Linked DNA regions of Homo sapiens: region 1 is linked to region 2. Evidence: chromatin loops called from intact Hi-C (ENCODE). Cell type or tissue: HepG2. All regions are shown on one strand. Each heading gives the region's core, and the rest is flanking DNA. Links, peaks and the distances in the headings are about the cores only.

What was found. Peaks named below come from ENCODE experiments on the same cell type or tissue, not always from the same donor. Only the 100,000 strongest peaks of a DNase experiment are listed, where the experiment ranks them.
Region 1: it touches region 2 in a loop (5-fold over the local background); 2 of 110 quality-filtered maps call a loop at or near these places.

What each region holds. Positions count from the first base shown.
Region 1 is chr4:123,591,500-123,605,768 of GRCh38, reverse strand. No RefSeq gene overlaps it. Among named protein-coding and RNA genes, the nearest start is that of LINC01091, 51 kb to the left of the region's middle. RefSeq lists enhancers at 4,828-5,473, 5,441-5,735. In HepG2, for the core only: no CTCF peak of the experiment used is centred there; DNase peaks (open chromatin) are centred at 5,568 and 6,458; H3K4me3 peaks cover 979 bases.
Region 2 is chr4:123,496,996-123,514,177 of GRCh38, reverse strand. TRC-GCA2-1 (tRNA-Cys (anticodon GCA) 2-1) reads left to right here and starts at 5,257; the gene lies at 5,257-5,328. RefSeq lists enhancers at 7,790-8,637, 11,995-12,496. In HepG2, for the core only: no CTCF peak of the experiment used is centred there; DNase peaks (open chromatin) are centred at 8,327 and 8,927; H3K4me3 peaks cover 1,342 bases.

The DNA of each region.
Region 1 (14,269 bases), core at 1,070-9,069, 94 kb before region 2:
TTTCTTTGCTGTGCAGAAGCTCTTTGATTTAATTAGATCCCACTTGTCAATTTTTGCTTTTGTTGCAATTCCTTTCATACATCTATTTTTCTAAAGTATACAAAGAACATTTTTACTTGATGTATATCATAATAAATAAAATAATGTAAATAGGAGTATACCTAAGAAATAGTGGGGGTTTAGTTTCAGACCACTGCAATAGAGTAAATATTGCAATAAAGCGAGTAACAGGAATTTTCCCAGTGAATATAAAAGTTACATTTACACTACACTACAGTCTAAGTGTGCAATTGCATTATATCTAAAAAATGTACATATCTTAATTTTTAAAATATTTTATTGCTAAAAAATTCTAGCAATCATCTGAGCCTTCAGCGAGTCATGATCTTTTTACTGGTAGAAGGTCTTGACTTGACGTTGATAGCTGTTCCTTGTATAGGGTGGTGACTACTGAAGGTTGGGGTGGTTTTTTTTTTTTTTTTGAGACAGAGTCTCGCTCTGTCACCCAGGCTGGAATGCAATGGCGCGATCTCGGCTCACTGCAAGCTCCGCCTCCCTGGTTCATGCCATTCTCCTGCCTCAGCCTCCCGAGTAGTTGGGACTACAGGCACCCGACACCACACCCAGCTAAGTTTTTTGTATTTTTAGTAGACGGGGTTTCACCATGTTAGCCAGTCTGGTCTCGATCTCCTGACCTCATGATCTGCCCGCCTCGGCCTCCCAAAATGCTGGGAGTGAGGTGAGCCACCGTGCCTGGCCAGTTTTGGCAATTTCTTTAAGACAATAATAAATGTTGCCAAATCAATTAACTCATCCTTTCGTGAAAGATTCCTCATAACATGAAATGCTGCTTGATAGCATTTTACCGCAGTTGAACTTCTTTGAAAATTGAAGTCACTCTTCTCAAACCCTGCTACTGCTTTATCAACTAAGTTTATATAATATTCTAAATCTTTTGTTGTCATTTCAACAATGTTCACAGATTTTTCACCAGAAGTAGATTCCATCTCAAGAAACCACTTTCTTTGCTCATCAATCCACAAGAAGCAACTCCTCATCCATTAAAGTTTAATATGAGATTGTAGTAATTCAATCATATCATCAGGCACCATGTCTAATTCTAGTGCTCTTGCTATTTTCATCCCACCTACAGTTACTTGCTCCACCCAAGTCTTTAGCCCCTCAAAGTCATCCATGATGTTGGAATCAACTTCTTCCCAATTCCTGTTCATGACATTTTGACGTCCTCCTCTGAATCACGAGTGCTTTAAATGGCTTCTAAAGTCACGAATCTTTTCCAGAAGGTTTTCAACTGACTTTGCCCAGATCCATCCAGATTCCCTCAGAGGATTCACTGTCTATGGCAACTATTGCCTTACAAAATGTATTTCTTAAATCATAAAACATGAAAGTCTAAATTACTTCTTGATACCTGGGCAGCAGAATGGGTGTTCTATCAGCAGGCATGAAAACAAAATTAATGTCCTTGTACATCTCTATCAGTGCTTTTGGGTGGTCAGGTCCATTGTTAATGAACAGTAATATTTTGAAAAGAATCTTTTTTTCTGAGCAGTAGATCATCAGTATACATAAAATATTTAGTAAACCATGCTGTAAGTAGATGTGCTGTCATCCAGGCTTTGTTGCCCCACTTATAGAGCACAGGCAGAGTAGATTTAACATAATTCTTAGGGGCCCTAGGATTTTCAGATGGTAAATGAGCATTGGCTTCAACTTAAAGTCACCAGCTGCATTAGCCCCTAACGAGAGAGTCAGCCTGTCCTTTGAAGCTTTGAAGCCAGACATTGACTTTTCCTCTATAGCTGTGTTAGCAGCTGCAAATCCATTTGGGTCTGCAGCAACCTCAACTCTCACATCCTCAGAAGACTTCGACCAAAAGTCAAAACACAGAGTAAGAGACTAAGTCGAGTTTTAGAGCAGGAGTGAAAGTTTGTTTAAAAGTTTTAGGGACCAGACGCGGTGGCTCACACCTGTAATCCCAGCACTTTGGGAGGCCAAGGCAGGCAGATCACTTGAGCTCAGGAGTTCGAGACCAGCATGGCCAACATGGCGAAACACTGTCTCTAGTAAAAATACAAAAATTAGCTGGGCATGTGGTGTACACTTGTACTCCCAGCACTCAGGAGACTGAGGCAGGAGAATCGCTTGAACCCAGGAGCCTGAGGTTGCAGTGAGCCAAGATTGTGCCAATGCACTCCAGCCTGGGAGACAGAGTGCGACTCCATCTCAAAAATAAATAAATAAATAAAAATAAAAGGAAAGAAAATAAAAGTTTCAGGGCAGGAATGAAAGGAAGTACGCTTGGAAGAGGGCCAAGTGGGCAACTTAAGAAAATCAAGTACGTGGTTTGACCTTTGATTTGGGGAGTCATATGTTGGCATGCTTCCAAGGCTGCATTACATCTCCCATTTCTTCCCTTGGGCAGGCTGTCCGTATGCACAGTGGCTGCCAGCACTTGTGAGGGACTGCATGCACGGTGTGTTTACTGGAGTTGTATGTATGTGTGCTCACTTGAGGCGTTCTCTTACCAGTCGAATGTTCCTAGAAGGTCAAATACCAGTTAAACTCCAATATTTTGCCTCTTAGTGCATATGCTTGAGCCCACTCACCCAGCCCCTAGATTTTATCAGGAAGCTGCTGATCACCAGTTTCAGATATTTCTATCTATTGGGAGACTGCCTTTCCCTGGCGCTGGCTGCAATCAATTATTATTTTAGAGAGACTGTTAACAACCACCTGACCATCACCTGATGGTAGCCTGACATTCCTGTTGGGAAGGAGGCCCTCTCCTGACCTGCTCATGTCTGCCTGACTACCTACTGTAACACTGTGAAAGTCCTAGGTGGCATCTTCTTCCAACTGAAGGCTGTTTTGTCTATAGTGAAAGCCTATTGTTTAGTGTGGTCACTTTTATCAATTAGCTAGTCCTTCTGGATGACTTCTACATCAGCACTTACTGCTTCACTTTGCACTTTTATGTTAGGGAGAGGGCTTCTTCCCTAAAACCTCAGGAACCAACCTCTGCTAGCTTCCAATTTTTCTTCTACAGCTTCCTCACCTCTCTCAGACCTTCATAAAATGGAAGCGAGTTAGAATCTTGCTCTGGGGCTTTGGCTTGTGGGAATGCTGTGGCTGGTTTGATCTTTTATCCAGACCACTTAAACTTTCTCCATATCAACATAAGGCTGTTGCACTTTCTTTTCCTTTCTTTTCTTTTTAAATAGAGACAGGGTCTCACTATGTTGCCCAGGCTGGTCTCAAACTCCCAGGCTCAAGTGATCCTCCTGCCTTGGCCTCCCAAAGTGCTGGGATTAGAAGAGTGAGCCACCATGCCCGGCCTCTGTTGTGCTATCTTATCATTAATGTGTTCATTGGAATAGTACTTTTAATTTCTTCAAGAACTTTTCCTTTGCACTCACAACTTGGCTGTTTGGCACAAGAGGCCTACCTTTTGGCCTATCTTGACTTTAACATGCCTTCCTCACTAAGCTTATTCATTTCTAAATTTGATTCAAAGTGAGAGACTTGCAACTCTTCCTTTCACTTGAACACTTAGAAGCCATTGAAGGGTTATTCGTTGGCCCCATTTCAATATCGTGTGTCTGACGGAATAGGGAGGCCCCAGAGAGACGAGAAAACCATTGGTATGTGGAGCAGTCAGAACACACCATCTTGTATGGGGGCAGTTCATGGTGCCCCCACCAAAATTACAATAGTGACATCAAAGATCATGATTACAGATCACTATAACAGATATAATAATAATTGCAGCAAACCACCATGGCACATGTATACCTATGTAACAAATCTGCACGTTCAGCACATGTATCCCAGAATTTAAAGTAAAATTTAAAAATATATATAATAATAATGAAAAAGTTTGAAATATTGTGAAAATTACCACAGTGTGACACAGAGACACTAAGTGGGCACATGCTGTTGGGAAGAATAGGGCTGATAGACTTGCTCAATGCAAGGTTGCCACAAACCTTCAGTTTGCAGAAAACGCAGCACCTGTGAAGCACAATAAAACAAGGTGTGTCTCTAAAGCTCTAACACAGATCCTGGCTTGGGTAGATGGTTAGTGAATTATATCAGCTTGATTCATTCATTCTACAATTCTGACAGAGCACTACTATCTACCAGTCAGTATCAGCTTTTCTGAAAGATTAGGGAAAGATCATTAACTTTTAGTGAGTGTTTTTTTCTTTTTTCACATCATAATGGTCCTCAAGATTCAGAATCAGCCGCAGTTGAAATTTAACAAGGACAGTGAACCGACTTCTTCTCCAAAGAGGCAGTTGTATAAAGAGCAGCATTGATAAAAGTCCTGACCGTCTCATTCTCCACAAGGATTTCTACATAGGTCTAATTTTCATTTTCACAATAAGCCTCAGTATTCACCACATGCAAGTATTTAACTTCGAAACCTCAAAATAATCAATCTCTATCATATTATTGTTCTTAAGCAGCCAGAAATCTCTTCAGAGACTTTATTAGAAATGTTGGTAATCCTTCAAAATGCCAATTGGCGTCTTTTTCAAACTGTTCTGTAACATCATCTCTATCATCATCCTCCACAGATACCTCCAGAAGGATTCTAGTCAATAAGTTACTTAAAGTGTTCACCACACATGTGGGATTAGATACAGATGAGTGGTTGTAATATATTTCAGAGGTCACTGTAAATGCAGAAAGGAAATAGCTGCATATTCTATTTCCTCAAGACAAAATTTGTTTATAGGAATTATTGATTAAAAACATTAAAACAATTTCTGTGTTCACAGAGTACCTTCCTTTCAGTGATTGCAGTCACCAATAAAATTTGTGGTTAAAATATGTCTTAAAATATGTACCACATTTAGATTTGAAATAAGCAGAGAAGGAAATGTTGAATTGTTTTGAGAGGAGAGAAAAAGAAAAAAAAAACAGTAAAACGGAAGCATAGATGGATTTCTTACCTTAACTGCCAAAAATGAGACTGAGTCTCAAAATCTTTTTCTTTCTATAATTTACCAAAGTGAAGGGAGTCAGAGAAATTAGGACTCAATTATCCAGATTCCTAAACAATGGGTCCTGCAGTCACCAGTTAATTGTTTAAGCCTCCACTTCCTTTTGTCTGTGTTTTCTGGGGTGGGAGGGAGGAAAAGAGAAAGGAAACACATAGAAAACAGATGTGGAAAGAAATATTTATCAACAAAAAGTCTTGGTAAACCACGATTTTTATATCGCCCTTGCACTATATTTTCCAAGTTTCCTAGTTTTCTCAAACCCCAAAGAATTTGTAGCTAGAGAGGAAAACCAAAGCTTTTTATATGTTTTCCACAGGATTAGGAAGGCATATTTGGAGAATTCTGATGCTTTTCCCTTAACCTAATATTAATACATGTTTTTGACTCAAGGAATTTCTGTCAGAGAATGGGAGAAATAAAAGGTTCATTTAGCTGGTTTGTTCTGTCCTTGGACTTCCAGGCAGAATAAACAGCACCTTGTGACAAAGGCGGGCCACACGCTGGCTGAGCTCCAGGCAGACACTGGGGGATGCAGTCTGTTTATCAGACAGCACATTGTCTTAACCAGGATGTGGTTGGCTTTTGTAACAAGAAGTATGCAAATAAGTTTCCCAGAGACCCAACACCCTGTTCCCCACCACACTTGTTCCTTCAGTAGACACATGCTAATGGTGGCTGCCCTGAGAACAGAAGAGAGAGCCACAGAAAGAGGAGAGGAAGAGGAAGTGTCCTGAATTAGCCAGATTAGCCAATGGATCTTTTCAAGAAATACACCACAAAGAATACAACTCCAAGCCACCCTGATTCCCAAAAAAAAAGCATTCTAAAATAATATTGAATATTTTTTAATGTTCAAAAATGTTAAAACTTCTGAATCTGGGTTCATTTATTCTCAGTACAGAGGAAGGCAATGAGGCTTTGAAATGCTGCATGTTCTCTCCAGAAAAATTGCATCACCAGACTCTTCATCAAACCTCTGCCAAAAACGTCTTTCTCAACTTCAGTTGCCTCATATATAAAAAGGTGCTAATAATAGTACCTATGATGTATGGTTGCTGGAAGGATTAAATGAGGTAATTAATAGAAAACAATTTAGCACAATGCCCAGCACACATCTGGGCTCTGAAAATGTTAGCAGGTTGTATATTATGCTTTATTGAGCTGTGTATCATAAAAACACAAAGAATGAAAGAAAAGTACCAGAGGGAAAGAACTTGAAGTGGTAAACATAATTACTGAGAAGGAAGAACAGTATCCCACTTGCTACTAGAAAGAGTTTAATGAATTACTAGTTTCTATAGACTTTGGAGTCAGACAGGCCTGGTTTTACATAACCTTGGGAAAATTTCCTAATCCTATCTGTGTCTAGGTTTCTTTATCTGTAACATGAGTTTAACACCCACCAAGCAGGGTTTTAGGAGTAAATGAGACAATACATGAAAAGGTTCACCTTCTTTCAGTCTCCTCACATCACCTTTACATGAAAGTGACTAACACAGCACCAGGCAAACATAGTCACTGAATAGTGGTTATTATGTGTTTGCTTTATTTACACAATCGTACGGTTGGGTTTAAATTCCAGCTCTGCCACTTTATTGCTGTGTAATTTTAGGCCAGTTGCTTAACCTTTCTGGGCTTCAATTTCCTCCACAGTAAAATGGGGCTCCATAATAATACCTATCTCAACAGGTTTGCTGTGAGGATCAAGTGAGCTAATTCCTACAAGGCCCTCAGAACTAGCTCATGGCACTAAATAAAGACTGGCCACTATTGGTTGTAATCATAGTCTTACTACTTGATGCCAACAGTTAATTTCATTTTACTGCTACATTCTGTAAGGCATGGAATGGCTATTTGGCATAACTGTAATCAGACTGCCATTTCTGGCCATTAGAATTGCACTGGATATCTTTGCAAACGTTCATATAATCCAAAGCACTGACATTAATTATGTCTCATTATTTCAAAACGATTTATTCAAAGTAGGCAAAGAATGGTTTTCTCCTGATGGTTGGGTTCACCTTCTTTCAGTCTCCTCACATCACCTTTCATTCATGAAATAATCTCTCTCTTTGCCAGGGCAAATGAATGGGAAATCAATATCAAAATGATTTCAGAAAAAGAATTCAGTCTTACAGACTTCAGTTACTCAATATACTTTAAACTGGAAAATGTTTCATTTGCTACTTCCACATTTCTACAATTTCTACTCCTATATAAGCAAATGCAGATGACCCAGCAGTGGCCCTCCTCCGATGCCTGTAATATGTAACTTAGGTTTTGTTGTGATTTTCCTTTCACTTGCCTGTCTTCCCAACTGTTGAGTATTTGAAAGGAGTATTACTCCTCTCTTTCAGATCTGTAACTTCTGTAACTAACACATAGCACTGTGGTGTCTGAAGCCACTTCACCTGTGTTCAAATCCCAACTTTAACATTTAATAGCTTTGTGACTATGGCTAAGTCACTGAAATTCTCTATGCCTCAGTTCTTTATCTATAAAAATAAGGATGATAATAACAACCTCATGAGATTTCAGTGAAGATTAGAGATCCTAATACATGGAAAGGGCTTAGAACAGAGTCAGACTGAGGAATCATAGTTAATACTGTATTATTTTGCTGTTATTAATATTGGTGATAACTGGCTGGCATGTTCTTACTCTCATACAGCTTATGTATCACTGCTTGAGGCAAATTAATGAATATATCAATAAAATTAATCAGGTAATAATATGTGCTGTGATTGATATAGGAAAGGGTACTGTGATAAAGTGTGACTGAAAGACTACTTTAGATTGGATGGTCAGAGAAGGCCTCTCAAAGGATATGATGATTGAAGGTAAAACCAGGAAAAAGCCAGCCTTAAGAAGTCATGGAGAAAGAGCATTCCATAGACAGAGAAAACTACCCAAAAGCCTTAAGGCAGGAAGGAGCTTGTCTTGTTCCACAGCAGAAAGAATGTCAGTGTGGTTTGGCTGGAGTGTAGTCAGCAAGGCAGAGAAGGATAGGAAATGATGCCAGAGAGGTAGGCATTGGCTAGAAAATATAGACACCTAGAACCTGAGAGAGAATTTAAACGTATTTCAAGTATAAGGAGTTACCTTTGTTGAGTCTTGCAAATTTACATGATCTCATTTATATTTTCAAATAATCACTCTGGCTGCTATGTAGATCGGAATCAAGGAGATAAACTTGGAGGCTCTTGCAGTAATCCAACCAAAACAAAACAAACAAAAAGAGGAGGTAGCTTATATTAGGATGGGAGTGGTGGAGACAAAAAGTAGATGGAGTTGGGATAGGTTTTGAAGATAAAATCAACAGGATGTGCTGATGGATCAACAATATAGGTAATTGAGGTAAATATGCTTTCTAAAGGAAAAAGATGTTCAGATGATGCTGCACCTTTTTAATGCAGTCATGCGTCACGTAATGACAAGGATGCATTCTGAGAAATGCAGTGTTGGGCAGTTTTGTTGTTGTATAAACATCATGAAGTGTGCTTACCCAAACCTAGATGGTATAACCTACTACACACCTAAGCTGGTATCGCTTGTGTGTCCTGGGCTGCAAACCTGTAAGGAATGTCACTGTTCTGAAGACAGCAGGCAATTGTAACACAAGATGATTATTTGTATACCCAAACATATCCAAACATAGAAAAGATACAGTCAAAATATGGTATTATAATCCTATAGGACCACTGTCACATATGCAGTTCAATGTTGACTCATATGTCATTATGTGGCATATGACTGTACTGTGCTTTAGATTTAGCTCTAATTTAAGGCATAAAATGACTTATAAAAGTTCTAAAATGGACATAAAAAGGGATAGGACTATAAAAACTTTCCAATAAGTATGGAGGAAACCTGAAAACATCACGGCTAGTAGCCCTCTTCCTCCACACAGTCTGCAGAAGGCTGCAAGCCGCTAGGGAAAATCCTTCTCACTGCTTAGTGCCATATCAGTATGATAAGAAAAAAAAAAAAATAGGCAATATGAACTGACAGAGGGGAGGAGATGCGCTCATGAACCTGGGCTAGTAAGTGGGTCCCCATAGCCCATGTGCAGTTTGCAAGGGACCCAGAAGGTCATATGTGCCATAGCACTGGACCCCAATGAGCAAGACCACCTGGTGGAATAATACAGACCTGACATCAGAAAAAATAATGAACACACAATGTGAGTATTTCTCAACCCCATGCCAGAACACCTGAAAGCCCAGATAGGATCTGTTCTACCTCAACAGACACGGCACAACAGAGACCAATAAGGAACAGGAGAATGGTGTCAGATCCTGCCGTGTTACTTTAACCAACCTCATACACTACAATGTCATCTTGAGGAGATGCAGGGAGAGGAGAAGGAATTCAAAAAACCTCTCTCGAAAAGAGAATAAGTAATCCAAAGGATATGGATACCATTACTTGGCAAGCTTCAGTTTGTCTTTCTTTTTCTTTCTTCCTTCCTTTTTCTTTCTTCCTTTCTTTCTCTCTTTTTTTTTTTTTTTTTTTGACAGAGTCTCACTCTGTCACTCATGCTGGAGTGCAGTGGTGCAATCTCAGCTCACTGCAACCTCCACCTCCTGGATTCAAGTGATTCTCCTGCCTCAGCCTCCCAAGTAGCTGGGGCTACAGGCGCACACCACCACGCCCAGCTAATTTTTGTATTTTTAGTAAAGATGGGGTTTCACCATGTTGGCCAGGATGGTCTCGATCTCTTGACCTCATGATCTGCCTGCCTCAGCCTCCCAAAGTGCTGGGATTACAGGCGTGAGCCACTGCGCCTTGCTAGTTTTCTTTCTTTCTAACAAGGTAAAGGCTTAGGAAGAAAATTAGCTGTGATGTAAAAAATATAGAAGCTACATTTTCTTTACTCATCTAATTTATAATTATTACATTTGTAATAGTATCATAAATTCAGTTCACAGTATTAATATTGGACAAGGCTAAATTCAAGCAAAAGTGTTAAACAAAACAAATAATAAACTTTATGATATAGAATATAATCCACAATGAGATTATAACTTTCTTGGTGCACAAAAGTTATATTAATTTCATAATGCAGAGACTATAGGGAATGCAAGGGAAAATAGACTACAACATAAGATTAGAAAACTCTAAATCATAATTTTAGTCCATGGAAAAATCAATTAGAGAAAAAATAAGAATGTTTGATATCAATTCTATAATTGATTAATATTAACATAATAGATATGTAGAAATTGCTATCCTAATAAAAATAATTCACCTACTTTACAAGAATTCGTGGTACCTTTATAAAATTTTGACTATAAATCAAACCAAAACAAAACAACAACAAACTAGAAATGCATAGAACACTTTATTGACTATAACCCCATTGATAAACTATAGATGAAGAAGAGGAGGAGAAGGAAGAGAAGTCAAGAAGGAAGAGAAGGACATGAAGAAGAAAATCAACCACATAAATGTTAAGAAACTTGCTTTTAATCAATACTTGGATCAAAGAAAATATCAAAACTAAAGTTTCAAAATATCTACAAAATAATAATGAAATGCATTACATATTTTAAAATATGGGCCAGGCTGAAAAAACTACTTTGAATTAAACTCATAATCATGAGCACATTATTAAGATAAGAAAGAAAAAAATAAATTAATATTCAAGTCAATACATTAGGAAAAAAACAAAATTAGAGAAAGTGGAAGGAAGGAAAAGGAAGAACAAATACTATGAATTAGAAAAATAAAATCAGTTAATTATACTAAAATACAAAAAAGTATTAGTGATTAATACAAAAACTGATTTATTGAAATAATTAATAAAATAAACCAGTAGCAGGCTTAGTCCAGACAAAGAACATTAACACAATTATAAAAAAGAAATAGCCACAAACATGGAGGAATTTAAAACAATCATTAGAGACACTCAGATAAATATGTTTTTATCCATAATTTTTTGGAGTTGATCTAAAATACTCCATTTCTTTTTGCTGTTCATAATATCAATGTCAAAAAATGTTATAGCAAAGCAAGTGAATTTTAACGTTGTTAAATCATGAAAATCTTCAAGACTGTTTAACTAAAACATCTATAGATTTTGGGTTTCCACTGTCGTCGGTGGCAATTTTTTTTTTCTCAGGGCATCTCTCAGTGACTGGGCTCATTATTTCATGACCAAAACAGTCACTGGGGCTTCATTTCTTAAGTGATTTTATTCTGAATATAGAACCTTCCAATAGGGGCTAAATCTTAGCATTAGCAGGAAATTATAATGTTAAGTATACTTTCATGCCTCCAACCATCCCCAAAACTACCAGTCAAGTAAATTTCACAAATTTACTCTAATTAAATCTAAAAAGTGTCATATGTGCTTTAAATGTCAGTCAATTTTGACGTAATTATACCTGAAGGCAGGAATCCATCAGGGACTCTTTTTTAATAATTAATCTCAGATGGGAAGTGAGGGAGTCAAGGAATATTTGCAGATAATTAGTTCCATTCCTATCTTTCTTGGCTGACAGTGAAAGTATAGGTGCATTTTGGGAAGGATACATAAGGATGGTTTTGTTTCTGTCATCTCCATTGCATTTTTTTCAATGGGGTCAATTTCATCGTGAATTTATAAAAAACTGAGATTTAATTTGAGAAAATATGCAACCTACAATACAAGAATAAACCTTCACATGTGTAGAATGCTTTTGAAGGGGCTCAAGATATGCCATCCGAAAATATGCCACTTTAGCATAAGAATTATTTTTATCTGAAGGCAATTGGGAATCAATAGACATAAGAAGAGTTCTCTGCTCTCCTCTTATCTGCCTAAAATCAGGGCCAAGATTTCGCTTTATGAGGGTGCACCATTACCACCACCACCACCACCCTTACCAGGAAAGGAAGCACAGCTCTTATCATTGAGATGCAGAGTCAACATCAAAATGAGTCTGCATAAACAGATCTTACTAAAATATCCCTTATCTTCCATTCATTCTCCCATCTATTTCCTAGTCACTTCCCACAATTTATCACCCCTTGAATCCCAAATGCTTTCCTTTGTTAAAAAGGTATATAAACCGCTAAGTCTAACTACTTCTTTGAGTTTCACTTCTTTTTTATGAATTTCCAGGCATGTGAATATTAATAAAAATTGTGTGTCTTTTTCCTGTTAATCTGTCTTTTGTTAGTTTAATTCACAGGTCCCCATGTCTTGAACCTAAGATGATAGGGGAAAAGTTTTTTTTTTTTTTCCTCTCCAACACTTTATAGTTCTCAAAATGCTTTCACAGTTACTCTCTCATTCCATTCTCACAACAGGTCTCCAGGTAAGTAGGCCAGGTATCATTGTCTTCATTACAGATAAAGAAATTAAGGATTAGATATCAAAAAACTTGCTATAAGATTGTACCTCAACCAGAACTAAGCAAATTTACTGGGCATGCACAATGACTTCCCCCTCGCACACCTATAGCAGACATCACTAATTCATCAAAGTACTCTTTTCCCTGAGGACAAACATCTCCAGAATCCTTCCCAACACAGTTTCCATGAAACCACTTTGCTATCCCTGAACTGTGACTTCGTAGTGATATCCAAGAATATTGGTAGTTTTCTACCTTTGCTCCATGGATAGGCTTCTCCGGCATCAGAGTATCTCTGAATCCCTTTCTTCGAGAATCTTTACCCATATTACCTTTTTCTAAATAATTTTCTAAAATTAAAAACAAAATGTTCCATACATATAAACTTTCTGATACTTCATAGTCTTCTCTCTCAGAGTCTGCAATGGACCCTTTTCTCAGGATCAGCATGAGACAAATTCATGGACTTTGTCTCTTTGAATCACCCTATTGCCTGGCTGACCATTCTTAGTATTAGCCAGAGTACACTCTTAACTTCTGGGGAAAACTAAAGTGGTCTGGCAAACACTCTTTGCAGTGGGAATTCTCCCTTGAGTACATGTCAATTTGCACATATCCCAGGGTTCACCAGCAAAACAATCTTAATATCTACATCTCAGTTGCCACAGCAATTTCCTCAATACAGGAGAGCTTAGGGAATGAGAAAAAAAAAAAATGAATCAGACCTGAGAACTACTGACATGGTTTCTTACTGCAAAACTGTTTTATCTTTAAATATACTACATAAAAAGGTCAAATAAAGTTCATGTAACCTTTCCAATCATTCCTATTTTCTTGGTATGTTTTGACTGGCCATCAGAAAAGAACTTTTCTCCAGTAAGTGTAAGGTCTGCCATTCACATTGCTGAAGTTTCTCTGCATCAAGATTATACATGCTAAACACAAAATTTGATAAAATAAGGCAATTGATTATTTTTAACTTAATATTTTTATTTGAGCAGCATGTTCCCGAGAACACACATTGAGTTTGCTGCAGAAGCTTTGTATATTTGGTGTTATCGAGATAGAGGGAGAAAATGAGATCATAAGAGGGAAAACAAACTGCCCCTTTTTCCTTCTCTTTAAAAGTATCTTTCTGGGGCCTCATTCCCTTAAGACCCTGTCTCTACTGGCCATGATATCAACAAATGTGTGATGAGAAGTTAATGGCTGATAATACCCCTCTATCATATAAAATACCTTTATTTTAATAGGCCCAAAGGCAAAGAAGCAGGTTTTCCAAACACTAAAGAAAAAGGATAATATTGCACAATAGATGCTTTTAGCACCCCTACATATCTGCCTATGTGTGAGTCTATCTCTCACTCCTAAAATTAGAGCCTCGCTAGAAGCTAAAATGTCAATAATCAAACTCATGAACCACACTTTTACTTAGCTTTCTACTAGGAAGGACAATTGAGAAGTCAAAAACAAAGCTAAAAATGAGCAGTTATAGTAAGACGACAAGACCACCCATCTCCTAAATTTTCTAAAACAATGTGAGTTGGATTTTGTCAGTTTACCAGGGAAAACTAGATGTTAATCTTGAAAGTAGAAATAGGACAAATGGATCTGATAAAATTAGTCTTACCTCATCTTAGGTGGGGTCAATCCTATGATACTAAAGAAAGAAGTTATATCTATACCCTCATTTTCACCAATATTTGCTTACTCAAACACACATAAACCATAAGAAAAGCCATGGCTTAGCTTAGAATGTCACTTAGAATGTAGATGTCACTCAACATCTTGGGATTTCTAAAGCATTCTATAGGACCAACAAGATACTCCCAAAAGAGAGTTTAAATAGAGGAGTTTGATTTTAATTTCAGAAATTTGTCTGTCGTAGAGTGGAAA
Region 2 (17,182 bases), core at 3,597-11,596:
ACCCAGTAGTCATTCAGGAGCAGGTTGTTCAGTTTCCATGTAGTTGAGCGGTTTTGAGTGAGTTTCTTAATCCTGAGTTCTAGTTTGATTGCACTGTGGTCTGAGAGACAGTTTGTTATAATTTCTATTCTTTTACATTTGCTGAGGTGTGCTTTACTTCCAACTATGCGGTCAATTTTGGAATAAGTGCGATGTGGTACTGAGAAGAATGTATACTCTGTTGATTTGTGGTGGAGAGTTCTGTAGATGTCTATTAGGTCTGCTTGGTGCAGAGCTGAGTTCAATTCCTGGATATCCTTTTTAACATTGTCTAGTTGATCTGTCTAATGTTGACAGTGGGGTGTTAAAGTCTCCCATTATTATTGTGTGGGAGTCTAAGTCTCTTTGTAAGTCTCTAAGGACTTTATGAATCTGGGAGCTCCTGTATTGGGTGCATATATATTTAGGATAGTTAGCTCTTCTTGTTGAATTGATCCCTTTACCATTATGTAATGGCCTTCTTTGTCTCTTTTGATATTTATTGGTTTAAAGTCTGTTTTATCAGAGACTAGGATTACAACCCCTGCCTTTTTTTGTTTTCCATTTGCTTGGTAGCCTGGTTCAACATACGCAAATCAATAAATGTAATCCAGCATATAAACAGAACCAAAGACAAAAACCACAGGATTATCTCAATAGATGCAGAAAAGACCTTTGAAAAAATTCAACAGCGCCTCATGCTAAAAACTCTCAATAAATTCGGTATTGACGGGACGTATCTCAAAATAATAAGAACTATTTATGACAAACCCACAGCCAATATCATACTGAATGGGCAAAAACTGGAAGCATTCCCATTGAAAACTGGCACAAGACAGGGATGCCCTCTCTCACCACTCCTATTCAACATAGTGTTGGAAGTTCTGGCCAGGGCAATCAGGCAAGAGAAAGAAATAAAGAGTATTCAATTAGGAAAAGAGGAAGTCAAATTGTCCCTGTTTGCAGATGACATGATTGTATATTTAGAAAACCCCATCGTCTCAGCCCAAAATCTCCTTAAGCTGATAAGCAACTTCAGCAAAGTCTCAGGATACAAAATCAATGTGCAAAAATCACAAGCATTCTTATACACTAATAACAGACAAACAGAGAGCCAAATCATGAGTGAACTCCCATTCACAATTGCTTCAAAGAGAATAAAATACCTAGGAATCCAACTTACAAGGGATGTGAAGGACATCTTCAAGGAGACCTACAAACCACTGCTCAACGAAATAAAAAAGGATACAAACAAATGGTAGAACATTCCATGCTCATAGATAGGAAGAATCAAAATCATGAAAATGGCCATACTGCCCAAGGTAATTTATAGATTCAATGCCATCCCCATGAAGCTACCAATGTCTTTCTTCACAGAATTGGAAAAAACTACTTTAAAGTTCATATGGAACCAAAAAAGAGCCTGCATTGCCAAGACAATCCTAAGCCAAAAGAACAAAGCTGGAGGCATCACGCTACCTGACTTCAAACTATACTACAAGGCTACAGTAACCAAAACAGCATGGTACTGGTACCAAAACATAGATACAAACCAATGGAACAGAACAGAGCCCTCAGAAATAATACCACACATCTACAACCATCTGATCTTTGACAAACCTGACAAAAACAAGAAATGGGGAAAGGATTCCCTATTTAATAAATGGTGCTGGGAAAACTGGCTAGCCATATGTAGAAAGCTGAAACTGGATCCCTTCCTTACACCTTACACAAAAATTAATTCAAGATGGATTAAAGACTTAAATGTTAGACCTAAAACCATAAAAACCCTGGAAGAAAACCTAGGCAGTACCATTCAGGACATAGGCGTAGGCAAGGACTTCATGTCTACAACACCAAAAGCAATGGCAACAAAAGCCAAAATTGACAAATGGGATCTAATTAAACTAAAGAGCTTCTGCACAGCAAAAGAAACTACCATCAGAGTGAACAGGCAACCTACAGAATGGGAGAAAATTTTTGCAATCTACTCATCTGACAAAGGGCTAATATCCAGAATCTACAAAGAACTCAAACAAATTTACAAGAAAAAAAATGAAAAACCCATCAAAAAGTGGGCAAAGGATATGAACAGACACTTCTCAAAAGAAGACATTTATGCAGCCAACAGACAGATGAAAAAATGCTCATCATCACTGGCCATCAGAGAAATGCAAATCAAAACCACAATGAGATACCATTGCATACCAGTTAGAATGGCGATCATTAAAAAGTCAGGAAACAACAGGTGCTGGAAGGCTTGTGGAGAAATAGGAACACTTTTACACTGTTGGTGGGACTGTAAACTAGTTCAACCATTGTGGAAGACATTGTGGCGATTCCTCAAGGATCTAGAACTAGAAATACCATTTGACCCAGCCATCCCATTACTGGGTATATACCCAAAGGATTATAAAGCATGCTGCTATAAAGACACATGCACACATATGTTTATTGCGGCACTATTCACAATAGCAAAGACTTGGAACCAACCCAAATGTCCATCAATGATTGACTGGATTAAGAAAATGTGGCACATATAAACCACGGAATACTATGCAGCCATAAAAAAGGATGTGTTCATGTCCTTTGTAGGGACTTGGATGAATCTGGAAACCATCATTCTCAGCAGACTATCACAAGGACAAAAAACCAAACACCGCATGTTCTCACTCATAGGTGGGAATTGAGCAATGAGAACACTTGGATACAGGAAGGGGAACGTCACACACTGGGGCCTGTCGTGGGGTGGGGGGAAGGGGGAGGGATAGCATTAGGAGATACACCTCATGTAAATGATGAGTTAATGGGTGCAGCACTCCAACATGGCACATGTATATATACGTAACAAACCTGCACGTTGTGCACATGTACCCTAGAACTTAAAGTATAATTAAAAAAGAAAAAAAGAAGAAAAGATAGATGTTTCTAGCAATTCCAAGTATTCCGTAAGGGAGCACAAAGACTATGTGTTGGCTGGGGAGGCAGGGTAGAACACAGGGGCAGGAAAAGAAAGGAAGTAGGCACAGGAGGCTCAGCAGCAGATCACAAGGGCCTTCTCATCTACAAAATTTGGATTGGATCTTCAAACCTATGGGGCTATGTGGAAGGAGAATAAGGTAAAGAAGTGGCATGATCAGATGTGTGGTTTAGACAGCTCCCTTCACAGCAACATGGTGGAAGTTTCCAACAGAAAAGGCAAAGTATTTGCAAGATCAGTTGAAAGGTGAAGGCAGTTTTCCCTGGAGGCAGGGAGGAGGGCCTGAATGAGAGGGCAGGACCCTAGGGATGGAGATGACCAGGGCAGAAGTTATTTCCCGAGCAACTTGGCAAGCCTGAGTTACCACATCTCTAGCATTTTGATCTGAGCTGCATGTAGGTGCTATTCATCTGAAAAGAGAATTCAAATGGGAGGTAGGTTTTTGGCAGCAGACGGTATTAAACGCAATTTTGGATATGCTGAGTTTAAAAAGCTTGTGGGGCATCAAGGGGAGAGGTCCATTTACAAACCTTGTTTTTGCAAATTTGAGAGCCATCAATAATATGAATGGTAGCCATTTATACATTATATTTAATTAAATATAAACATATACTGAATACTGACTATGTCCTGAGCTGTTCTAGGCTCCAGGGATACAGCAAAAACTAAAACAGACAAGGGCCTGCTCCCACAGGGCTCACACTGTCATGGCGTGGGTGGGGCAAGGGTGGGGAAACAGACAGTGATCAATTATGTACATATGTTAGGGGGTGATAACATCTGTGAAGAAAAATAAGGAGACTGGAGAGTGACTGGGTACAGGGCCAGATGGCTTAGGCAAGCGAGGTACTCAGGACACTAAATGTAGAGAGGCACTCATTCTCAGGTGCTCACCCTGCCCTTGCATGAGAGTGGGTGCCTCCTTAAATTCTGTACCCTGGGTATCTTGCTTGCCTCCGCCTAGTCCCAGCCCTGACTAGATACCTGCTATTTTCTATGGATAACCAGGAAAGCCTTCGTCTAAAGGTGACACTGGAGAACTAAACAACGAAGCAAGCCACATATCGCCATATGTGAGGAAAGAACATTCTAAGCAGACAAAATCATATGTGCAAACGCCCTGAGGCAGGAGAGTAGAGGTGTGTTCAAGAAATATTTCCCAGAAAGCTCACCAAGGGAGAATGTAGGAAAGAGTTCTCTCCCAATGAGAGAACTTCTCAGAGAGCACAAGTAAGGGATGGGCAAAGGGGAAAGGCCAAAAAAGACTAAGAAGGACAGGCCATGGAGGTAGGAGAAAAACAGGAGTGTGTCCTGTCACCACAGACAAGGGAGTAACTTTCCAAAGAGGTAGCAGTTGATACTGGCAACCACCACAGATACCAGATAAGATGCGACAGAAATCTTTCAGAGGCAGCAACTGGGGCTCTGTGCTGACTTTGGGGAAAACAGATTCTGACTTGGAGAGCTTTCCTAAACTAATTCCACACCTGAATGCAAATTTTGGTGTGCACTTGTAAATAATCTTCTTTCTGGTATGGAGAATCACCATAATTATTTCCATTTCAAACCCAAGCAAGCAATGCAGAAACTAAAAATTACAGTTCAATTTGAACACTTTCAATCCAGACATAATAGTCTTATGGGAACTGATTCATAATTAAAGCCTTTGAATTCATGTCCCAGCTGGCCGAACCCTCTCATAAGTAGAGTCAGTTGCTAAAGTATCCCTTCCCTATGGGAATACATAGTCTCATTCTCTGACCTTTAATCGAGGTCCCACATAACACACTGGTCTTAGGCACTCTAGGAATTCTTCACCCCATAGAATGTGAGCATCCCCAATCTCGTCCCCTTGGGCTAGATGAATGGGCATTATTTATTAACTATGAATGAACACAAAGCTCCGGGTTCAACTAAAACCAAAACTCTTCGCTGGATGGAGTAGTTTCCTTTTAACTGAATTCCAGTGCTTTAGGGAATTTGTGGCTTCATAGTCTCATCACCAAAACTTACTTACTAACCAAAACAAAGTAAAAAATATCAGTGAGTGTGTGAGGTTTCACGGTTTAATCAGAAACAGAGGGGGAGGCCATCACTGTAATGAAGTCCAACAAAAGACACATTACATAAAATCAAAAGAAAGCCAAAGAACATAATATGCTCAAGCTCACACCTGTCCATGGAATAATAACATTGTGTTCCATTTTTCACTATGCAAAAGGAAAAACCTATAACATTTTAAAACTACAAGCAGTGGTGGGGGTATAGCTCAGTGGTAGAGCATTTGACTGCAGATCAAGAGGTCCCCGGTTCAAATCCGGGTGCCCCCTCTGTGCTCTGGAGTTTTGCCGGGCGCGGTGGCTCACGCCTGTAATCCCAGCACTTTGGGAGGCCGCGCCTGTAATCCCAGCACTTTGGGAGGCCGGGGCAGATCACGAGGTCAGGAGATCGAGACCATGGCGGTGGCGGGCACCTGTAGTCCCAGCTACTGGGGAGGCTGAGGCAAGAGAATGGCGTGAACCCGGGAGGCGGAGCTTGCAGTGAGCCGAGATCGCGCCACTCACTCCAGCCTGGGCGACAGAGCCAGACTCCGTCTCAAAAAAAAAAAAAAAAAAAAAACTGCAAGCAAAGCTGTCTCAGGTTAACATTTGTATTTCTAAGCAAATTGTTTACCAAGCAACACTTAAGCATGTTTTTTTTTTTTTTTTTTTTTTTTTTTTTAAGACAGAGTCTTGCTCTGTTGCCCAGGCTCGAGTGCAGTGGCGCGATCTCGGCTCACTGCAAGCTCTGCCTCCCGAGCTCACCCCATTCTCCTGCCTCAGCTTCCCGAGTAGCTGGGACTACAGGCGCCAGCCACCACGCCCGGCTAATTTTTTTTCTTTTTTGTATTTTTAGTAGAGACAGGGTTTCACCGTGTTAGCCAGGATGCTCTCGATCTCCTGACCTTGTGATCCGCCCGCCTCAGCCTCCCAAAGTGCTGGGATTACAGGCGTGAGCCACCGCGCCCGGCTGAGCATGTATTATAAGAAAAAACACTGACCCTCGCCACTCCCAAATTTTTTATTTTATTTTTATTTTTTTCTTTAGAGATGGGGACTTACTCTGTTGCCCAGGCTGGAGTGCGGTGGCCTGATCACAGCTCACTGTAGCCTCAACCTCCTGGGCTCTAGTGATCCTCCCACTTCAGCCTCCTGAGTAGTTGGGCCAACAGGTGTGCAACACCACACCCAGCTAATTTTTTTTTTTTCCTGTAGAGACAGGGGTCTCACTTTGTTGCCCAGGCTGGCCTATCTTTTTTAAAAAATTTATACTAATAAGTTAACTTTGAAACCAGCTTAGACAGATTTTTTCCCCTCCAAATGATGCTTCTGTGAAAAATATGAATTATGAGCCACACCTGCTGGCTGACACCTGCTTCTGGCTTTTTCCTGCTCTAAAATGGCTGAGTGAAATGGAAATGAAGCAGGAATTCATAGTTAAGGGTCAATTCTTGGACCAAGGCCGTGATGAAAGAATGTACTTGGATAAGAAACAGAAGATCCTTGCACTTGGCCACTTGGAAAGCTTCTTGGTGGTAGCCTAGGCAGTAATTAATTCACAGATCCAGGTGTTGTATGTATGTTGTGTGTGCTCTCAGAGCATGTCAGGACAACTTGAGAGCAAGAAGTCTGCAGCCACGTGGTTGGGAAGAGAAAGTGCCTTTTAAGAAAAATAAAAAATGGATGTGAGCATTTCACATAGTCAAGTGTTTGCATTAGAGACCAAACAGACATCTACCTCTTTACAGAAATGTATTAACATGCCCGACACTGAAACACCTAGATTAAAATACTTCAACATCTATTTTATAATGTGTCCTCTTTATTTTACCTTCAAAACCACAAGACAATTACCTGCTTCCTGTTTAATATGTACTGAAAATGGAAACGAATTTGATTTTTACCTGACAGCTGTCCCTTCAGATTTTTCCTTTGTTTTGTATTACTATGGCTAGAACAGCCCAGCAGGACCATGACTGTATTTTTTTTTATTGTTTTTTTTGAGACAGCTCACTCTGTCGCCCAAGCTAGAGTGCAGTGGCACGATTTGGGCTCACTGCAACCTCCGCCTTCTGGGTTCAAACGATTCTCCCATCTCAGCCTCCTGAGTAACTGGGATCCAAGCCCGGCTAATTTTTGTATTTTTTAGTAGAGACAGGGTTTCACCGTCTTGGCGAGGCTGGTCTCAAACTCCTGACCTCAAGTGATCCGCCCGCCTGGGCCTCCGAAAGTGCTGGGATTACAGGCGTGAGCCACTGCGCCTCGCCTGACTGCATGTTTTAAACAAAAACTGAGACTTATATGTGTGGACGGTTGGTTGAATTCATTTCAGACTGACTGGGGGTGGGATCTGATGGTCCTAGTGTATCCCCAGTCCCGCTGCAAGTGGAGTCCTCCATGTCGTTAGGAAGATCAGAAAAGCTATCTTGTGAAATGTCACCATGCTCCAGGGCTCTATGGGCAGTCTTCCACTTTTCTACAATACCCCAAACCTATGTGTACCTTTCCCCAGCCTGATGTTGAACACACTCTAAATTACAGCTGTGGACACAGAAGCACAGGTGCGGCCCAGCTGCAGTGGCCATCCTGCCCATCAACCTCTCTGCTTACAAGCCCAAGAGGTCAATGCGAAGCAGCAGGGCCCCCTGAGGACAAGACGTCTCCCTTTTCCCGTAGTTGCACGGGAAGCAACCCGAGACCTCCGAACTTGATGTTTAATGTGAAAAAAGGAAAGAGAGGGAGCCCATGAAAAACAATCTTGCAAGAATTCTGAACACACTTCTTTCGGCTACTCTCTGCCTAAGTGCAAAGGGCACCAAAAGGGTACGTGGGGTCTCCACTGTACTCATGGCTCACCAAAAGAGGCGACTCCCTTCCAGCAATTACTTTTTCTTAATACGGAGGCGCTTCGGCAGGGCTGACCAGACCCATGAGTCTCTCATGCCCTCTCCTTGACAATGCAGCAAGGGGGAATAGCAACAGTTAAAAGAGCGGACCACCTTAAGTAAAGGAAAAAGCGTATTTCCATATTCTTAAACAAAGGGGTTCTGCACCATCTGTCCCTGTCTGGGTGCCTCCGCTCCACACTGAGAGGATTTGCGAGGGATTCAAGTGCACCTTATAGATTAAATAGTCACTCGGCTGCTTAAGCCCGGTTGCCCAGACAATGGCCGCGCAGAGCGCCCCTTCCTCCTTCCTTCCTGTCGAGCGTTCTGCCTGACTACACAAACTCAATGCGCGCGGCTCCCCCGATGCAAGAAGTGGACTTGACCGGAGCTAAAACCAACAAAGGCAGATTCTGGTGGGAGCTGCGGAAGCGCCGGGCACTGAGTCAACAAGCGGGTCGCATTGAAATGCAAATGGCGCGGCCGCGGCCCCGGCGCACCACCTCCCGCTCCTTAACTTCTCAACCCCCGGGCCTCGCCGGGCCTTGAATGGCTCCTTTGACGCGCGGTGGCCGGCTCGGGCCGTGGTCGCGGCCTCGGCGGCGGCGGCGGCAGCGCTGCGTCCCTGCGAACTCTTTTTTTTTTTTTTTTTTTTTTGCCGTAGTTATAATTGCCCTAACTCATCATCACATCATCATCATCACCCTTCCAGACTTGCGGGTGTACACAGCCTGAAGCGCAGAATTCCCTGATCAGTGACCGAGGAACTGAAAATTTCAGCCTGCTGCTAAGGGGGGAAAAAAGTTCCAAAGTCCAATTGTGGCGGTTAGGTTTTGTTTTTTCTAAGAATTTACTCACTTAAGTATTTACTCACTTAAATCCTGTGCGCTTTCTTTTATCCAGAAAGAACCAGACTTAAATTTTTTCAGGTGCTAGATGACATATTTAGCTTAGAAGGAAGTTCTCGCGGATGCTCTGTAAACGTTTAAGTAAAAACAAATCCCGTTTGGCACTTAGTTACCGCCCGCCGTCTCTCCCCACGCCTCCATCCCTTGTTTTACTTTGGCGAGATAATATTATCAGTTTGCTGTTTATTTTGTGCTTTCCCTAAGGTCTAAAGTTAATGCATGTCCTGTTAAAATTCCTACAGGACAGTAAAGGGAGAGTAAAGGTGAGTTTTCTTTACAGAAATAAAAGGCTAATTTAATTTTTTTAAACGATGAGTTACTAGTAGTAGTTTAAAGCTACGTGGTAATTAAAAGTCACCTGAAAACCTAAGATGACCTTCTACAGGAGCTATATTTGGCTGCTATTTCAGACTGTTAGGAAATAAGGACTGATATATCTATAACAAATATAATGAAGTAAATAATTTTTCAACTCCTAATTTTGTAAGTTAACCAGAATATAATCGTATTTGAACATCTAATAGTTGTGTAATTCACTGAAATACACAGATTATTTTGCTAAAAAGCAACTAAAGAAACATGCTACCATCTTTAATTTTGCATAATTTTTAATTTATTTGGTATAACAGAGTCGAATTTAAGAAAAACTTTCATAGTTGGCGTGGCTTAAAATCAGAATACTTTATGCTTTTTGAAGGTAGGTCTTTTCTTTTGGTAACACCTCCCTACCCAGCACACAGGTGTGTGTGCAAACACACACACACACACACTTTGGCCTATAAAAAATAATTGTTGGATTGCGTTGAGCTGAGTTGAGTAGACTTAAAGAGTCGAGTTGCTCTACAAGGCAAGATTCAGAATTACAGTAATGGCATTACTTTCTGTAATGTATATCCAATAGTTCTGCTTGCGCATCCATTCTCCCTTATAGAAGGTGAACCTAATTTTCATTCAGAGGACTATCCCTCTCCCACTCACAGTCTCAGTGGTTCAGTGAGGCCGACCCCATCCACATACATGGCTCCAGGGCCACAGCTAGTCCATACAATGTCTTCACACAAGTTAGAAAAATGCACTGCTTCCTTCAGGCAAATGAAGTCCAGCACCAGAGCACCAGCCTTGCCCAGAAAATAGCCAGGGTTGCACTGCCTTGTCAGCTGGGGCTTTGTACACTTCACATCACATGCAGTCCTTCCTATTTCCAGCAGTAAACATGTGACTGCCATCAGCCTATTCAGTCTATAGTGGTAAGTTTCAGGAACAGGCATATGAACCAAGTTGATCTCATGATAGCCGGGAACTTTTGCTGAAATTATTAGAATAAAGCCATTCTTGCTTTCTAGTGGAACTGAATAACTCAGGGGTTCCCAACCCCCAGGCCACATACTGGTACTGGTCCGTGGCCTGCTAGGAACTGGGCCACACAGCAGGACACTGCTCCCCATTGCTCACATTACCACCTGAGCTCCGCCTCCTGTCAGATCAGCTGTGGCATTAGATTCTCATAGGAGAATAAACCCTATTGTGAACTGCACATGCAAGGGATCTAGGTTGCCAGCTCCTGAGAATCTAAAGCCTGATGATCTGTCACTGTCTCCCATCACTCCCAGATGGTCCCATCTGGTTGCAGGAAAACAAGCTCAGGGGTCCCACTGATTCTACATTATGGTGAATTGTATTGTTATTTCATTATATATTATAATGTAATAATAGAAATAAAGTCCACAATAAATGTAATGCACTTGAATCATCCAGAAACCATCCCCCACTCCCAGGTCCATGGAAAAATTGTCTTCCACAAAACCAGTCACTGGTGCCAAAAAGATTAGGGACTGCTGGAATAAGTGGTAGCATACAGACTTGGGGCTGCACTCTACCATCCTGTCATCAGTGAGGAACAGTCATCCATAGGAAAGAAAGAGAAGGAGAGTGAGAGATTAACCATATCATATGAGCACCCAGATACAGCCATATCTAAATCAATCACCTTTTCAGTGATGTAAGCCAATAAATTCCTTCTTTTAAATAAGCCATTTTAAGGCCGGGTGTGGTGGCTCACACCTGTAATCTCAGCACTTTGGGAGGCTGAGGCGGGTGGATCACCTGAGGTCAGGAGTTCGACCAGCCTGACCAATATGGTGAAACCCCCGTCTCTACTAAAAATACAAAAATTAGCCAGGCCTGGTGGCACACACCTGTAATCCCAGCTACTCAGGAGGCTGAAGCAGAAGAATCGCTTGAACCGGGGAGGCAGAGGTTGCAGTGAGCCGAGATTGCGCCACTGCACTCCAGCCTGAGTGACAGAGCGAGATTCCTTCTCAAAAAAAAAAAAAATAAAGTAAAATAAATAAGCCATTTTAATGATTTTTCTGTCATTTGCAATCCAAAAGAGTTTTGACCAATACAGTTGCCGCAGTAGGAAAATGTAAATCTCACAGTAAATGATAAGTATGTAACCGAATTAATGTTGGGGTTTGATATCACTGCACTTGATAATTATTTCAGTAACAGGTAAATCAGTGTAAGTCAACTTTTATAAACAACCATTCTATTTCCCCTGCCTTTTTGTCTTCAATATATAATATATTAAATTAAAATATATAAATGAATTTTATTTTCTTTGGTGGTTTGAACGGTTTTCTCTTGGCAGTGCCCATTGTTGAAAACAGTTTGAGTACTGAATGGGATGTTTAGACAGAAAGGTTGAAAACTACCCAAGGAACAAATCCCCTTGATATGTTTAATTCTGATTGTAAGTGGAATTTTTAAAAAAAATCTTTTCACATCTATTGAGCAGTCTAATAAATCTGAAATTATATTAGTAAATAAAAGAACAAACCACATAGGATATAAGAACTTAAAAAAAAAACAGTAATCCCTGGATATCAGCAAAATTTTACTAAGAAAGAGTTATACCAAACTACATTTATTTATCATTTGATGACCAAGATGGCAGCTTGCTCTTTGTTCCCAGAAATAGTCAAGTGGAAGATAGAAGATGAATCGTTTGTTAGGGATACAGAAGAAATTCTGCCTGCAGGGAGAAGTTCAACTGGTTTCTAGGTTTCTTTTAATTTTCACATCTTGAGTTTATAATTCTAACATTTTGTACATAGCAGATATGAACTTTCCCCCAAATTAATTACTATCTTCTCATCTCTTTACCATGTTGTCCTCCCCCCTCACTTATCATTCATGATTATCATTTCATTACTTTGAATTGCATTTATTTGAACCTGAAAAAATTAAATTTTGTTTTCAAAAAAGTATAACAACCTGAATTGTTTCCAGTTTTAGCCCAAAGCTAAGTTCCTGTTGCTGTTTTTATTTGAATATACAAGAACAGAGGATTTAGATATGAATGAAAATTAAGAGAAACTGCAATTCATTTTTTCTAGTTCCTGTTCTTTGTTATTCTTGGCTGCACCATTGTCATACCTTAGGAGATTGAAAAGAAATGCCATTAGTTCTTTGTTTTGTAAATACGGACTTCTTTTCCTTTTTTGCTGTAATGTCTGACACATCTGCTTTCTATTTTTATATCATAATTACAAGTACCTCTTCCATAGCTCCACTCTTCCTTTGAAATTCCTCATCTTTAAGAAGAAATCACTCACAGCTAAAATGGCCTCTCTGACTCCCACCTGTGACCTGCCTATACTATCTGCTAAGTTTCATTAAATGGAGAATAGGGCCAGAGGTTTGACAGCTCCTGTAAAAGTGAACAATGAGTTGTGTTCCTCAGCATTTCTCTTTTCTTTTCTGTGTTTTTTTTTTTTTTTTTTTTGAGACGGAGTCTCACTCTGTTACCCAGGCTGGAGCGCAGCCGCACGATCTCTGCTTGCTGCAACCTCTGCTTCCCGAGTTCAAGCAATTCTCCTGCCTCAGCCTCCCAAGTAGCTGGGACTACAGGCACATGCCACCATGCCCAGCTAATTTTTGTATTTTTAGTAGAGATGGAGTTTTACCATGTTGGCCAGGCTGGTCTTGAATGCCTGACCTCAGGTGATCCACCCACTTTAGCCTCCCAAAGTGCTGGGATTACAGGTGTGAGCCACCATGCCCAGCAAGTTCCTCAGCATTTCTAGACCCTCTTGTAGCTTGACTTCCTGTGCTTCACAGGCCAAAAGATGAACTCCACACTTTCCAGACTCCCTTGCAGTGAAGGTCCGTATGAAATCTAGCTTCTGCCAAGCCAACATGACCACACAGAACTCGAAGGTGGAAGTGAACAAGGTGAGGAGATCAAGTCTCCCGGAAAGCAGAAACCTCCAATTCTTCTTGGGCAGCTGTGGAAGAGTTTCTGAAGCTCAGTTCCTAGAGTTGTAGGTTCCAAGTGACCAGGAGGCAATGCCAGGAGTGTTTTGCTCAAAACAGTCCTTTGTTGGACTTAGCAAATTTCTCAGGGCTGCTCCATTCCTAGCTGTTGTAGCAACCACTTGGGCATAGTTCTTTGGCCTCCTTCTTTAACTACCAAGTATCTGGTATCTGCTTGAACCAATTAGAGTGAATTCTGCTGCATAAAGTAATTGGTAACAGAGGTACTTCAAGTGAGGGAAATAGAAATCTGAGATTGGTTGTCTGACTTGGTTGGATGTGAAAGCACTGAGGATCTGGTTACTATTGGGAGGGAGCACAGTGATGGAGGTTGCCTAAACCTTTACTGGCAGTCACCAGAATACAGTCACTGGGACCACCAGGATGCTTCTTAGTGAAGACAAGGTTTTACAGACCAAGTGGCCACCATTATAGAACAGAATGGAGGGACATAAGCCAGACTACTTCCATTGTACTGGAGCACTTAAATAAAGAAAAGGATGACATCAAGGTTCTTAGTTCTTGTTTAAGGCCTGATCAGAGACCAAGGAATTACTATAATTACCCTAAAGACATTTTATCTTTTGTCAGCCACATTTTTTGTCTGACATAGCCAAAACTGAGATATAGAGTCTGATTCCATGAGTCCCTGAATTATGACATAGATGAATTTACATTCATATTAGGTCTCTTATGTGAAACTTTGAATCGCTTGTTACACTGCCAACCCCACCCTTAACTGGAATGGAGATATCTGGGAGGATTTAGCTGCAATGAGTGTCTAAACTGCCAAGCTCTAATGCACTAGTTCAGCTTAATCGGCTCCTCCTCTTCTGTATGTTGAAGTTGTAACTATCTTTCTTTAAGAGTCTATAACAATCTCACTTCACATAAATAACTTGCAATGAGTACCAATTCTCCTTATCCTTCTCTTCTACCACCATTCATTGCCTCAAGACTTATAACTACAGTCATATTCCAGCATTCACTAGATTATAAAATTAAACCAAAGAGAGAAAGACTCAAACACAATTGTATCATTTTTCTAATTTAGAACATCAAGAACATAGATTATATGTGTTGGAACAGACTCTAAGGTTTCTAAACAAAAGAGAGGGTAAATAATTTTAGATCAGGTTGAATTAATCAACATGGCTGCAGTTATCAGTGATTTCATCTTAAACAATTGGCGCTTGTTCCATTTGTTCACTTGGTTTTCTGAAACCTAGACTCAGAGTTGTTTCAGATGCCAGAAATTTCTTGATACCATGTAGAGGAAAGAACCTAAAGACTTAAAGAAATAGCTAGGTTGAGACATATTTTCATGTGCAGTCTGCTTACCCAGTTCCTAACTACATATACCAAGAGGGCCTAGAGGACACTCATTGAACCTTGACATTACATAATACATTGGCAAGGGTAAGTACCAACATTTTTTTTAATGGAGTGGTGGCTTTCCTTTGTAGGTCAGTAATGAAGGTCAGTAGTGAAGATTCCTCTTCAAAGGAAGCTTTAAATAGTCAGGTTATTAAGATTGCCTGTTTTCTAGATATTGGTTTGTTCTCTTTACTTAGCTATGTTTAGTTGGCTTATGAAATAAGAGACTGTAGGTATGGGGTTATATATGGGCTCAACATGGATTTTTCTCAACCACAGCTAAACTATCTATCTTCTGCAGTTTCTAATCTGCAAGCAGCAGAAAATCAATATTGAGCCTTTAATAGAGCAACCTGACCATGAAGGAACTAGGCAGTCATCAGGTAAGGTAACTTACATCGGATCCTTTCATCCTTTCATCATAGAGGGAATAGTTATTGTCCTCACAGATAGTTTGTTTTGGATATGGATTTGACCACCCTACTGCAATTGCTTCTTTATGCAGTAATTTACTTGTGCCAAATGAATGCCTTATTCACCAACATGGTCCACTACATACATCATTTCTTCTAATCAAGAGGATAAATGCACTGAAAAATAAACGTAAGGCAATGGTCACATGCCCATAGACTTCACTGGTTTCATTATCTACTCCACCCCTAAATAGTTGACCTGACAAAAATAATTGTGGAATGGCTTGTTAAAGACTTCATTACAGTCTGGCTGAAAGATATTTTGGAGATATATCTATCTCTCTATATCTATCTTTTGGAGATATATCTATCTCTCTATATCTATCTTTTGGAGATATATCTATCTCTCTATATCTATCTTTTGGAGATATATCTATCTCTCTATATCTATCTTTTGGAGATATATCTATCTATCTCTATATCTATCTTTTGGAGATATATCTATCTCTCTATATCTATCTTTTGGAGATATATCTATCTCTCTATATCTATCTTTTGGAGATATATCTATCTCTCTATATCTATCTTTTGGAGATATATCTATCTCTCTATATCTATCTTTTGGATATCTATCTATCTCTCTATCTATCTTTTGGATATATCTATCTCTATATATATCTTTTGGATATATCTATCTATCTATATATATCTTTTGGATATATCTATCTATCTATATATCTTTTGGATATATCTATCTATATATCTTTTGGATATACATATATCTATATATATCTTTTGGATATATATATATATCTTTTGGATATATATATATATATATCTTTTGGATATATATATATCTCTCCAAAGTATCTATATCTAAAAGATATATAGATATATATATACAAAAGATGTATATATATTCAAAATATATATCCTATATATATAAAGATTTATATCCAAAGGTATGTGTGTATATATATCCAAAAGGTGTATATATCTCCAAAAGGTATATATGTGTGTGTATATATATGTATATATATCCAAAAAGGGGGTGTGTGTGTGTGTGTGTGTGTGTATATATCCAAAAGACCTGAAAGCAAGAAGTCAAAGGTCAAAGAGATACTTGTATGCCAGGTTCATAGCAGCATTCACAATAACCCAAAGATGGAAACAGCTTAAGCATCCATCAACAGATGAATGGATAAACAAAATGTGGTATATGCCTGGAATGGAATATTATTCAGTTTTAAAAAGGAATGAAATTCTGATACATGCTACAACATAAATGAACCTTGAAAACCTTATACTAAGTAAAATAAACCAGACACAAAAGGGCAAATATTGTACAATTTCACTTATATAAATAATCCAAAATATGCAAATTCATAGAGACAGAAAGTAGAACAGAGGTTACCAGGGACTAGGGTGGGGAGAGGTGGAATGGGGGAGATATTGCTTAATAAGTGCAGAATTTCTGTTTGATATGATGAAAAAGTTCTGGAAATAGATAGTGGTAATGGTTACACAACATTGTGAATATGCTTAAAGTTACTGAATCATACACTTACAAATGGCAAATATGGTATATTTTATGTTGTGTATGTTTTACCACAATTAAAAAATAAATCCGCCCGGAAACCATAGAAACCTCATACTAGTAGGGTCGCCAAGAGTTCAGACCCCTCAGGCACAAAAATGATGATTGTTTCACCAGGAAAAGAACTCAGGCCAGCTGAGATGTTGAATGAAGGCACAGTAAACATTGAATGGGTAGTAGAGGAAACTATAAACGTCCACAATAAACTTGTGATCAGTTCAAAAAGAAGAGGATGGTTGGTTACAGCGGCTTATCATTTCTTTCCTCGTTTTAAAAATCCATTTTCATTATCTTAAATAGGGTGAATTGCTGGTGTTACTTTTATCATTTTAATCCCTAGGATACAAGCTAAGAAGATGGGATTGTGACTAAATTGGAGTAGAAATGAACATCACTCAGAGATAGATTCAGTGACTGACTTTTTTACTCCCTTTTTAGGGAGAGGGTGAGAATGTATTTGTAGGAGGATTCATTGCATTATGTTTGTCAGGCGCATGTTGCTCTTTCTGTTATTATTTGTATGGAAAGAATAAATGATATAGGGTACGACTGTGGCAGATATTGTAAGTTGTCTTACCCAATTTGCACCCATCCAAACCCTCTTCTAGCACAACATCCTCTATTATAAAGGTTGGAAAACTAAAAGCT